2 separate regions of the Homo sapiens genome follow, and region 2 is linked to region 1. The links are chromatin contacts, found by Hi-C or POLR2A ChIA-PET in ENCODE. All regions are on one chromosome and are shown on one strand. The core of a region is the stretch at or near the end of the contact, and the rest is flanking DNA. Distances in the headings are between cores, read along the strand shown. Region 1 overlaps TRIOBP (TRIO and F-actin binding protein). Region 2 overlaps EIF3L (eukaryotic translation initiation factor 3 subunit L).

The links. A loop is a pair of places that touch in the nucleus more often than their neighbours do. ChIA-PET counts read pairs that join two places held with the same protein, here RNA polymerase II (POLR2A). Pooled maps may share reads with other maps.
Region 2: a loop to region 1 is called in a pooled map, with 2.8 times the contacts of the local background. The contact joins two enhancer-like sites. A Hi-C loop is called at or near these places in 2 of 50 pooled maps. POLR2A ChIA-PET finds 5 or more read pairs at or near these places in 4 of 52 experiments (HEK293, OCI-LY7, PC-9 and 1 more).

The regions. Positions count from the first base shown.
Region 1 is chr22:37,775,706-37,781,756 of GRCh38, reverse strand. It overlaps TRIOBP (TRIO and F-actin binding protein), which reads right to left. Exons shown (of 24, transcript NM_001039141.3): 24 at 5,201-6,051. Among named protein-coding and RNA genes, the nearest start is that of H1-0, 26 kb to the left of the region's middle. RefSeq lists an enhancer at 1-21. Within about 2 kb of position 4,541, at least 18 of the 41 ENCODE cell types and tissues checked have a DNase peak (open chromatin) inside an H3K27ac peak, as active enhancers do.
Region 2 is chr22:37,860,702-37,867,220 of GRCh38, reverse strand. EIF3L (eukaryotic translation initiation factor 3 subunit L) reads right to left here. Exons shown (of 13, transcript NM_016091.4): 6 at 4,183-4,252; 7 at 3,876-3,949. Among named protein-coding and RNA genes, the nearest start is that of EIF3L, 15 kb to the right of the region's middle. RefSeq lists an enhancer at 4,172-4,671. Within about 2 kb of position 3,565, at least 6 of the 41 ENCODE cell types and tissues checked have a DNase peak (open chromatin) inside an H3K27ac peak, as active enhancers do.

The sequences.
Region 1 (6,051 bases), core at 3,292-5,791:
TGGGGGTAGGGGAAGTCGGGCAGGACCCAGTGGCCAGGTCAAACCCTCCTGGACTGCCAGGTGCCCTTGACCTGCTGGGGGTCTGGGTGGTGCTGGGGCAAGATGTTGAGAGCTCTTTCCTAGCACAATTCTGCCAGCGGATCTACTGTGGAACCACCAGAGGGCCTGGCTCTGTGCCTCGCAGCACATCTTCCCCAACCCCAACAGAAAGGAAGCTCTGAAAAGTGACCTGTGGGCACCTGCCAACCTAGGAGGGACGGGTCGGGATTCTCACAGGCCATGGAACTGGGGCTTGGCCAACTGGAGCCGGATCTCCTGGGGACCTTGAGGGCAGCAACATCCAACTAATACTAAAGCAGCTCCAGACCAGGCGCCGTGGCTCAAGCCTGTAATCCCAGCACTTTGGGAGGCCAAGGCAGGCGGATCACAAGGTCAGGAGATTGAGACCATCCTGGCCAACATGGAGAAACCCGGTCTCTACTAAAAATACAAAAATTAGCCGGGCATGGTGGTGCGTGCCTGTAATCCCAGCTACTCAGAAGGCTGAGGCAAGAGAATTGCTTGAACCCAGGAAGCAGAGGTTGCAGTGAGCCGAGATTGTGCCACTGCACTCCTGTGTGGTGACAGAGTGAAACGCCGTCTCAAAAAAAATTAAAATAAAATAAAAATAAAGCAGCTCTAGGCTGGGCGCGGTGGCTCACGCCGGTAATCCCAGCACTTTGGGAGGCCGAGGCGGGCGGATCACGAGGTCAGATTGAGAGCATCCTGGCTAACACGGTGAAACACTGTCTCTACTAAAAAATACAAAAAATTAGCCGGGCTTGGTGGCAGGCGCCTGTAGTCCCAGCTACTCGGGAGGCTGAGGCAGGGGAACGGCGTGAACCCGGGAGGCGGAGCTTGCAGTGAGCAGAGATTGCGCCACTGAACTCCAGCCTGGGTGACAGAGCAAGACTCTGTCTCAAAATAAATAAATAAATAAATAAATAAATAAATAAATAAATAAATAAATAAAGCAAGCAGCTCTAAATCCTCCCTAATCCCGGCCCTGGGCCACATTTTTGACATGCCACCCCCCGCTTTTTTTTTTTTTTAGACAGAGTCTCGCTGTGCTGCCCAGACTAGAGTGCAGTGGCACGATCTCAGCTCACTGCAACCTCCCCCTCCTGGGTTCAAGGGATTCTCCTGCCTCAGCCTCCTGAGTTGCTGGGATCACGGGCGTGCGCCACCACACCTGGCTAGGTTTTGTGTTTTTAGTAGAGACGGGGTTTCACCACGTTGGCCAGGCTGGTCTCGAACTCCTGGCCTCAGGTGGTCCACCTGCATCTTCCTCCCAAAGTGCTGGGATTACAGGCGTGAACCACCGCGTCTGGCAACATGCACCTTTTCATCCAATCCTCACAACACCCAAACAGCAGCACATCACAATAGTCTTAACAGCTCACATGTACCTTGTTAACTCAGTCCCAGGCACCCTCTCAGCACTTCATACACATGAGCGCATTTCTCATCTTCATAATACTTCTGGGAGGGAGGTACTACTATCCCTGCTTTACAGATGAGGAAACGGAGGCACAGAGAGGTCATGTAACTTGCCCGGGTTGCAGAGCTGAGAGCAGGGGGACGGACGGAGGGCCATCTGACACCAGAGCCTGGGCGCTTCCCGCTCCATCACTCTGAAACATTCGCTCGCTTGGGCTGCTGGGAACCTCTCAGTTGCTTTACGGGCTTCTGCCCTTCCTCGGGGTTTCATCCTCTGTTCTTCTCTCCCACTGCACCAAACCCTAGGTCAACTTAGGGCCTTCCATAGCCCCCATGTGCTGAGGATGACCAAGATCGCTGTTCTGAGCCAAGGCACTGCTCACATAAAATTCCCCAATAGCCTCCCACTGGGTTAAGCACAAAGCTAGAGCTTGGACACATGACCCCCACTGTCCTTGCAAAATCAGATTCCAGCTCCAGCCTGTCCCCGCAGGCTCATCTCGAATCCCTCTACACACAAGCTGCAGCCATTTCAGAGCCTTTGAACTCTGCTGAGCTTCTGACGCTCACTGGACCTGGCACTCTCTCCCCCTCTCAGCCTAGCTCTATCCTGCTCGGTTCCAGCATCTCCTCTTCCAAGAAGCCTCCCCTGACCTTCCAGGCTGGGCCTGCTACACCCTCTGTGCTGTGGCTTCTTGTAATTAATCACCTGATTCCAATTTCACCTCCCTCCTGAAGGGAGAATGCTTGGTTCCATGTTGCATCCCCGGGGCCTACTCCAGAGGCTGACTCACGAGGCAGAATACACTGAACAGGAACGGGCTGCAGGGAGGACAGGGCCTTGATGGCAGCCTTAAGACTGAGGCTGACCAGGTCTTAGGAGTTCATGGAAAAGGTCTGGGCTGGAGACAGATGTGGATGGTTAGCACAGACAGTAACAAAAGCCAAGGATGAGAGATCAAGTTTTCACAAGAGGCCGGGCATGGTGGCTCACGCCTGTAACCCCAGCACTTTGGGAGGCCGAGGCAGGGGGATCACTTGAGGTCAGGAGTTCGAGACCAGCCTGGCCAACATGGTAAAACCCTGTCTCTACTAAAAATACAACAATTAGCCAGGTGTGGTGACGGCTGCCTGTAGTCCCAGCTACCCAGGAGGCTGAGGCAGGAGAATCCCTTGAACCTGGGTGGTGGATGTTGCAGTGAGCCGATTGTGCCATTGCATTCCAGACTGGGAGACAGAGTGAGACTCCGTCTCTAAGTAAGTAAATAAATAAGTCTTCACGAGAGAACAGAGGATTGCTGAGGACAGACTCCAGGGAAGCACATCAGAGGGCTGGGAAGAAAATGAGAATTCCACATAGGGGACTAAAGAGGAGCTGGGGTGTAGCTGAAGCAGAAACAGAGGAAAAAGATGGCTGCCAGTGAACCACACCTCCGGCGCTCAGGCCCTGCTGCCGCCTCTCCCATTGGACCTGGGCTGGCTGTGCGACTCATTTTTGACTAAAGTGATGGAAGGGATGCTGCAGCACCTCCAAGCCAAATTCATAAGAAGCTCGTAGGTTCCACTTGGGGCTGTTGAGGCTCCCTTTACTTTTTATTGTTTTTATTTTTTTAGAGATGGGTCTCACTCTGTTGCCCAGGCTGGAGTGCGGTGGCAGCAATCACAGTTCACTGCAACCTCCAACTCGTGGGCTCAAGCAATCATCCTGCCTCAGCCTCCCAAGTAGCTGGGACTCCAGGCACATGCATCACCATGCCTGGCTTTTGTTTTGAGAAGGAGTCTCACTCTGTTCCCTAGGCTGGAGTGCAGTGGCGCAATCTCAGCTCACTGCAACCTCCGCCTCCCAGGTTCAAGTGATTTCCCTGCCTCAGCCTCCTGAGTAGCTGGGATTACAGGTGCATGCCACCATGCCTGGTTAATTTTGTATTTTTAGTAGAGATGGGGTTTCTCCATGTTGATCAGGTTGGTCTCGAACTCCTGACCTCAGGTGATCTGCCTGCCTCGGCCTCCCAAAGTGCTGGGATTACAGGTGTGAGCCACCTCACCCGGGCTGCTTGGCTATTGTTTTTTTGTTTTTTTAATTTCTTGTAGATACGAGGTTTTGCTGTGTTGCCCAGGCTAGTCTCGAACTAACTCTTGGCCTCAAGTGATCCTCCTGCCTCGGGCTCCTGAAGTGCTGGATATACAGTCGTGAGCCACTGTACCTGGCCAGAACTCCTCTTCTAGGGGGAAGTCAACCACAATGTAGGAAGTCAGATTGTCCCAAGTCCACTATGCTGTAAGGAGCCCAAGCTAGCCCCGTGAAGTGGCCATGTGGAGAAAGATGTCCAGGCCGGGCACGGTGGCTCACGCCTGTAATCCCAGCACTTTGGGAGGCCAAGGTGGGTGGATTACTTGAGGTCAGGAGTTTGAGACCAGCCTGGCTAATGTGGTGAAACCCCATTTCTACTAAAAACATAAATAATTAGCTGGGCGTGGTGGCGGGCACCTGTAATCCCAGCTACTTGGGAGGCTGAGGCAGGAAATCACTTGAAGCCAGGAGGCAGAGGTTGCAGTGAGCCGAGATCACACCACTGCACTCCAGCCTGGGCGGCAGAGCGGGACTTTATCTCAAAAAAAGACACAAAGAGGTTGAGCCAGGTCAACCCACAGGACCATGAATATTTAAAAAGTGGTATTCTAGGCCATTACATATGTGGTTGTTGGCGACACAGCAATAGATAACTGAAACAGTTGGTAATTTAACACCTACACAGTCCTCTGGGGTAGACGTTATTGTTCCCATTTATCAGAAGAGGAAGTAAAGCCCAGAGAGAGATGTGACTCAGTAAGGCTCACCTAGCCAGCTGGAGGCAGCAGGTAGGGTTTGACCTGGCAGGTTCATCTGAAACCAGTTTGTTTTCTTTACAGAGCACATGCCTGGCTGCCTGAAGCAGTTGACCAGAACTTGCAGCCAAACCACGTGGTTTTGGTCAAATTCCCTGCGGCCGCGGTGACAGGGCCATTTCCCAGGTGGCTCATCTGGGAGCCTGCTGGAACCCTGGCTTATTCTTTTGTAAAGCAGGCTTCTTCCCACCCCCTGCACCATTGAGACGTGATTCACACATAGTAAAAATGAACAAATCGTAAGTGCAAGGCGTGGCATTTTTTTTTTTTTTTAAACAAAGTCTCGCTGTGTCATCCAGGCTGGAGTGCAATGGCGCGATCTGGGCTCACTACAACCTCCGCCTCCCGGGTTCAAGCAATTTTCCTGCCTCAGCCTCCCGAGTAGCTGGGATTACAGGCATGCGCCAGCAAGCCCGGCTAATTATTTGTATTTTTAGTAGAGACGGGGTTTCGCCATGTTGGCCAGGCTGGTCTCGGAACTCCTGAGTTCAGGTCATCCACCTACCTTGGCCTCCCAAAGTGCTGGGATTATGCCTGGCCGGCATGGTGAATTTTTACATCTGTATGTACCCACGTGACCACAACCCAGACCATGATATAGAACATTTCTGGGATCAGAATGTTCCCTTTTGCCCACTGCTGGTCAATGCCCTCAGCTCAGAGGTACCCGCTCTTCTGACCACTATCACCGTGTTTTGTCTGTTCTTGAACCTCACCTAAATAAAATCGTACAGCCTTACACTCTTCTGTGGCTATTTTTGCTCAACATTGTGTCTGAAAGATTCACCAACATTTTTGTGTGTAGCAGTTGTTTTTAAATTGCTGTATTCTAACGTATGAATCGACCACAATTTATTCATTCTACTACTGACACACAGCTGTATTGTTTATTTGCTGATGTGAGTATTACGGTACTCATCCTTTTGTGCATGTAAGGACTCATTTCTCCTGGATGTGTAAGCAAGAGTGGAAATGCTAGGCCATAGGGTAGATGCGTATTTAACTTGATGAGAAGCTGGTCAGTTTCCTGCCGTGGGTGCAACAAAGCACATTTGCACCAGCAGCGCCTGGGAGCTGCTCTTCTCCGTATCCCCACCAGCACTTGGTACTGGCAGACCTTCTCCTCTGAGCTATTCTGATAGTGGGGCAGTGCGATTTCACGGTTTTTAATGAGATGTGGAGCACCTTTCAGAGGCTGGCCTGGTTTTTGTAGCTGCCCTAGGCAGCCCTGAGGAGGGATGGGAGGGGGGTTGGTGAAGAGGATGTTCCTGCAACCCAGGTGTGAGACGGGGGAGCCCTGAGTTAGGTTGAGGCTAGAAGGGAGGCAGAGGATGGGATGGAGAGCTGTCTTGGGGGGACGGTGGGATGGTGAGGATGGACGGCAGAGCTGCCAGTGGCAGGCATCCCATCTCCCAGTGGCTAGGAACACTCCTGATCTCCTAAGGCAAGCAGTGCCGAGACAGGGCAGCACAAGGCCGGAGGATTTGATGGCACGGGGTCCTGGCTCTTTCTTCTTTGCCATTTTTAGCTATTGATGAGGGAAGATGGCGACAGGGCCAGGAGAGAGGTGTCCTCTCCTTGCGCCACCCTCCCCCTTTTTTTTTGAGATGGAGTTTCGCCCTTGTCACACAGGCTGGAGTGCAGTGGCGCGATCTTGGCTCACTGCAACTTCTGCCTCCTGGGTTC
Region 2 (6,519 bases), core at 2,316-4,815, 86 kb before region 1:
ACCCCATCTCTGCAACAAATTAAAAATCAGCTGGGTGCACCTGTAGTCCGAGCTACTCAGGAGGCTAAGGTGGGGGGATTGCTTGAGCCCAGGAGGTCAAGGCTGCAATGAGCTATGATCACACCACTGCACTCCAGCCTGGACCATAAAGGCAAGACCCCCATCTCTTAAACAAAGAAACAAAAAAACCAACAGTTGCTCTCAAACACCGCTGGTAGTAACACAATTTGATACAGCCCATTGGTGGGACAATATATTACTATTTATTATAATTCAAAGTGATTGAAACGTTCTTTTATCTTGATTGTGGCACTGTACACATTTGTTGAATCTCATCCACTGTACACTGATTCTGGTACATTTTATTGTATATTAAACTACACCTCATGGCTGGGCATGGTGGTTCACACCTGTTTTTTGTTTTTTGTTTTTTTTGAGACAGAGTCTTGCTTTGTCACCCAGGCTGGAGTGCAGTGGCGCAATCTCAGCTCACTGCAACCTCCACCTCCCAGGTTCAAGCGATTCTCCTGCCTCAGCCTCCTAAATAGCTGGGATTACAGGTACCTGCCACCACGCCCGGCTGATTTTTTTGTATTTTTAGTAGAGACGGGGTTTCACCATGTTGGTCAGGCTGGTCTCGAACTCCTGACCTCGTGATCCACCCGCCTTGGCTTCCCAAAGAGCTGGGATTAACAGGCGCGAGCTGGTGGCTCATCTCTACTTAAAAAAATAAACTATACCTCAGTAAGCTGATTTAAAAAAACTTAAAAAGCAAGTATCGTTCAATCCACAATTCTACTTCTAGGTAGTGATCCCTAAAAATATGCCTGTGTACAACATATATATGGATATTCACTGATTCACTGCCTGTAATTGTGGAAACTGACAACCCAAAGGTTCATCATCAGAGGCATGGTATATCCATATCACGCACACTGCAGCAAAAGAGCAAGTCAGGTCTATGAAAATATGGTTTAAGTGTGTTAACAAGTCACAGTAAATGGCACAATAGAGTACGTAACCATTTTTGAAGTGATCTCTCTTTATACAGTCATGTTTATGTAAGTGCCTGAGAAACATCAACAAGGTGCCTTTCCTTCCAGACAGTAATTGATACCTCTGCAAAAGCAAGCAAGGCAGGCACTTTCACTATATCTGTAGTTTGAAAAAACAAAAACAAATAAATAAAACAGGGTGGCGAGGAAGAGCCACCTACCCCATGTGGCATCTACCTGGCCAGGACGAAATACACCAGCCACTTACTGACCCTCACTGGACAGTCTTTGTTAGAAAGCACCGTAAGCCCCTTAACAACAACACTGGCTAAGCCCAGGGAATTATGATTATCTTAAGAGGGATAAAGAAAATCAGCACGGATGATCCTTCTTCACTTGCTCTAAGTCAAAAAGACTGCTATTCATCTATAAATATTCCAAATAAAAGGATGACACAAGCCAAGGAGCCAGAGGGCAAACAAGGCCAGTACGGTTTGTGGCCTTTGCTATGAAAGGCACTGAAGCCTAATCTTGAGCAGGAAGCCTCCTTCTCAAGGAGCACTATGAAGGTTTCTCAGCTCACCACTCGTAACGGTTCAGCACTTTGTATACACAACGTCTCCCTGGTTCACGGAGTTCTAATAACATCTTTATTAAGATACCAATTTATCCTGAAATAATCAGTTAGAGCTATAGACAGCACAAAAAGGGGGAAAAGAATTATATTTTGTCAAATTATATATTTTATTTTTTTTGGTTTTTTTTTTGAGACAGAGTCTCACTCTGTCGCCAGGCTGGAGTGCAGTGGCACGATTTTGGCTCACTGCAAGCTCTGCCTCTCGGGTTCGAGCGATTCCCCTGCCTCAGCCTCCCGAGTAGCTAGGATTACAAGCGCACACCACCACGCCCAGCTGTTTTTTTTTTAGTAGAGATGGGGTTTCACCATTGTGGCCAGGATGGTCTCCATCTCCAGACCTCGTGATCTGCCCACCTAGGCCTCCCAAAGTGTTGGGATTACAGGCGTGAGCCACCACGCCCAGCCTATTTTATGTTTTGTAGTCTCTATTTCTCGAACTCCTGGACTGAAGCGATCCTACTGCCTTGGACCCCAAAAATGCTGGGATTACAGTTGTGAGCAATCTGTATTTTTAAATAGAAGGACTGGGCTAAATAAGATGGAAAAGAATAATGATGACATTGAACATCATCACAATCAACAGGCAACGTGTATTAATTATTCTGTGACAGGCACTATGCTAAACACTCTATACGTAGTATCTCAGCAACATTCGCAGCAATCCGTTTTAGAGATGGGGAAACCAATGCACAGTGTGGTTAAGTAATGTGCCCACAACAGAACATGTTACCATTTTAAAATGGGCCAGTAGGCCAGGCGCGGTGGCTCACACCTGTAATCCCAGCACTTTGGGAGGCCAAGGAGGGCGGATCACCTGAAGTTGGGAGTTCGAGACCAGCCTGGTCAACATGGAGAAACCCCGTCTCTACTAAAAATACAAAAATTAGCTGGGCGTGGTGGTGGGCACCTGTAATCCCAGCTACTGGGGAGGCTGAGACAAGAGAATCGCTTGAACCCGGGAGGCAGAGGTTGCAGTGAGCCGGGATAATGCCACTGCACTCCAGCCTGGGTAACAGAGTCAGACTCCATCTCCAAAAAAAAAAAAAAAGCCAGTAAACAGCAACAGCAAAACCTGGACTTTTACCCCCAGGCTACACAGCTGCTGTACTTTATTTGCATTTGGCACAGTTCTCATTCGACCTTGAACAGCAACTCCTGAGGTAGGTGATATTCTTGTTGTGATGAAAATGTTCTATTGTATTCTGATCGAGCATACACTTAAGTAACCACCACCACAATCAAGATATAGATGGCTAGGCATGGTGGCTCACTTTGGGAGGCCAAGTCAAGAGGCTCACTTGAGGCCAGGAGTTCAACACCAGCATGGGCAACACAGCAAGACCCTCGTCTCTACAGTAATATAAATATCCACGTAAGTTGGTGTGGGCCTTGTAGTGGCAGCTACTCAGGTGGCTGAGGTGGGAAAATCACTTGAACCCAGGAGTTCTAGGCTGCAGTAAGCTATTATCACTGCACTCTAGCCTGAGCAACAGAGTGAGACCCTGACTCTTTCTTTTTTTTTTTTGAGATGGAGTCTTGCACTGTTACCAGGCTGGAGTGCAGTGGCACGATCTTGGCTCACTGCAAGCTCCGCCTCCTAGGTTCACGCCATTCTCCTGCCTCAGCCTACTGAGTAGCTGGGACTACAGGCGCCTGCCACCACGCCCGGCTAATTTTTTGTACTTTCAGTAGAGACGGGGTTTCACCGTGTTAGCCAGGATGGTCTTGATCTCCTGACCTCGTGATCTGCCCGCCTCTGCCTCCCAAAGTGCTAGGATTACAGGCGTGAGTCACCGCGCCCGGCCTGACCCTGACTCTTAAAAAAAAAAAGATAATAGAACATTTCCATTGTGTGGGTAAAGAAAGTGAGGCTCTGAGTTTAAATAGCACATCACTGTTACAGAGCTACCAGCAGGTGGCAGCACCCAAGTTAGAATCCACTTCCACCTCGCTCCAAAGCCTGTGAAGCCTGTGTTCTTACCACCAGACCACCTAACAAGGTCTAGTAAGAGCTTGATGAAGGTCAGGAGCTGAACTTATCCGACTTCCAGCTTCCTATCTGGAGTGCTTAGGCTTCCCTGCCTCTTCCGAAAGCCAGCTGAAACTGGAGTCTACTGCCATGGGGTATTTTACACTACAATGGGGATATTTTTACACCCTGCAGCTTTTTTACACAAACAATAGTAACAGCTATTCCTGGCATGGACCAGTTATTTCAAATTAGGCTGAAGCTGACCAGATACCTGGTAGATGAACTCATCGATAATATCCCAGAGCCACTGGTTGGGTAGTTCAAGGGGAGCAGGACCATCGGCATCTGTGCAGGAGATCACAGAAAAGTCAGATTCAAAGCAATGACTCTGCCCATTCTGTAGGCTGCAGAATGCTTTGTAATTTCTCTCTTAAAAGGACCATGAATCACAAGACCTCCCCTCTTCCCACCTACACATTAAGATCCTGCTAATTTAAAAAAAAAAAAAAAAAAGCTGGAGGCCAATGCTGAACCTCATCATAACCACACACACCCTCTTGGCCAAATCTCAGACTCACTAAGAATGTAGTTGAAGAGATTGCAGTAGTTGTAATAGGATTCAAACCTCTGCTCCAAGGAAGGTCCCCCCTGTAAAGAAAACAAGAGATATCAAGATACAGATATTTAATTTTAATGTGTTTTACCCATGGTATACTGTGACAGCTGTGAACAAATACAAGAGAATTGGTATCTGTCCTCTCTTTCTTACTATGTAAATATGCAAGTGAGAGGGAAGATAGAAAGTCCTATAGCAGCTGACGCACTGAATACTGCAACACGTGGTTAGGTTCTACAGCAACAGACCTTAAATGACCCTCAGAGCAGGGATGATGATCTGGCAAAGCAGAGAGAAGGAAAAGTGTTTCAGAAAAAAACCACACTAGCAAAGGCGAAGAAGTTAAATCGTGGCACTTGAAGGCTAGGGAGTTAAGAGAAGATAATGCTGCACCGGGCATCACTAGACTACGGGCCAGGAATGTTGCAGTCTTCCAACGCCAAACAAGCATCTAGGTCAGGGGGCCTGCAAATCTATTCCGCCACCTGTTTTGTAAATAAAGAAGTTTTACTGGAACACAGCCATGCCCACTCATTACATATTGTTGATAACTGCCACAAAGACATAGCTGAACAGATCTGACAGAAACCATCATGGCCCTCGAGACTAAAATACTTATTATCTGACCCTCCACAGAGAAGGTGGCTGACCCCTGGTCTGGTCTTTATGTTGCTTGCATCTGAGAACCACTGATAGTTTCTGAGCTGGGGAACCATACCATGAGCAATGTATTTGTGATGGAGAAGAAACACAACTTTGGAGTCAGTCCCACCTCTTATTAACTGTGGGGTTCTCACAAGGTATTTAATCTCTGTAAAATGTGGGCAAAAGATTGTTGACTAGTCACAATGAAGTAAGATTATATAGCTGGGCGCAGTGGCTCACGCCTGTAATCTCAACACTCTGGGAGGCTGAAGTGGGCTGATCACCTGAGGCCAGGAGTTTGAGAACAGGCTGGGCAACATGGCAAGACCCCGTCTCTGTTTAATAAAAGTTATGTAAGGTGCTTAATACATTAAGCACAATCTAAGCACATTCAATGAAAAACTGCTTCCCAAGGGCTTAAAACTGGTCATTTATGTAGGAGTCCTGGTAGCTAATAAAAAGATAACAGCATCAATAAGCTTCTGCTGAATCTTCATCTACAGACCAAACAGAGAGATTAGAGGTGGTAAAACCAGCTATACTATGGGCTATGGTGTCATGGTGTTCCCAAAAAAGCAGTGTACACATAATGGCTAGATTCTTAGCATATCCACAAAGTACCTGAACTTTAGCATCAATGGTAGTAGGGAATCTTTACTTTTTTTTTTTTTTGAGACGGAGTCTCGCTCTGGTGCCTAGGCTGGAGTGCAGCGGTGCAATCTCAGCTCACTGCAACCTCTGCCTCCTGGGGTCAAGTGATTCTTCCGTCTCAGCCTCCCGAGTAGCTGGGATTACAGGCACACGCCACCACGCCTGGCTAATTTTTGTATTTTTAGTAGAGACGGGGTTTCACCATATTGGTCAGGCTGGTCTCGAACTCCTGACCTCGTGATCCACCCGCCTTAGCCTCTCAAAGTTCTGGGATTACAGGCGTAAGCCACAGCGCCTGGCCAGGAATCTTTACTTTCTATCAGATAAAGTAGTCAGAGATCCCGCTGGGATGCCGGAAAAACATGGCCCCTTACTCTGGCAGCAAGAACTTTTCCACCTACCACTACTGACAGTGGCTCCTGTGGCCAAGGCAGGAGTTCTAGCCATATCAAGCGGTCCTCAAGGAGAAGAGGGGTGAGTAACTGTGAGAAACTAGGACCTCCTTAGGTGGAGATCTTGGTGCCAATTTCCTTCACTTACACATGCATGCAAGCACACACATGCTCAATTAACACCATTATGACCAGACATTATTCTAGGCACTGGATTATATTGGTGAACAAGACAAGCACATACCCCGGTGGAGTTAACCTTCCAGTAGATTAAGAAACTCCCTCCCCTAAATAAACAAATACAACGTACAAGAGATAAGTGCTCTGAAGTGCCACGAATATTGCCAGGAGCCCAGGGAGGGAGGGGGAAAGTTTCAGGAAATGAGTGAGAAGGGAAACAGGGCTAAAACCTGGAATTAGTAAGTGTGATGGGAAGTCATGGTAGGATTGGAAGTGACCTGATGAAACTATGTAGCAAAAGGATCATGCTGGTTATTATGTTGAGAATAAACAGCCAAGAGTGGAAACTGACACCAGGTAAGCAGCTCCTGCAGTAATTCAGGGAAGAGATGATAATGACTTCAACTAGGTGAGCAGCAGTGTGGCAGTGA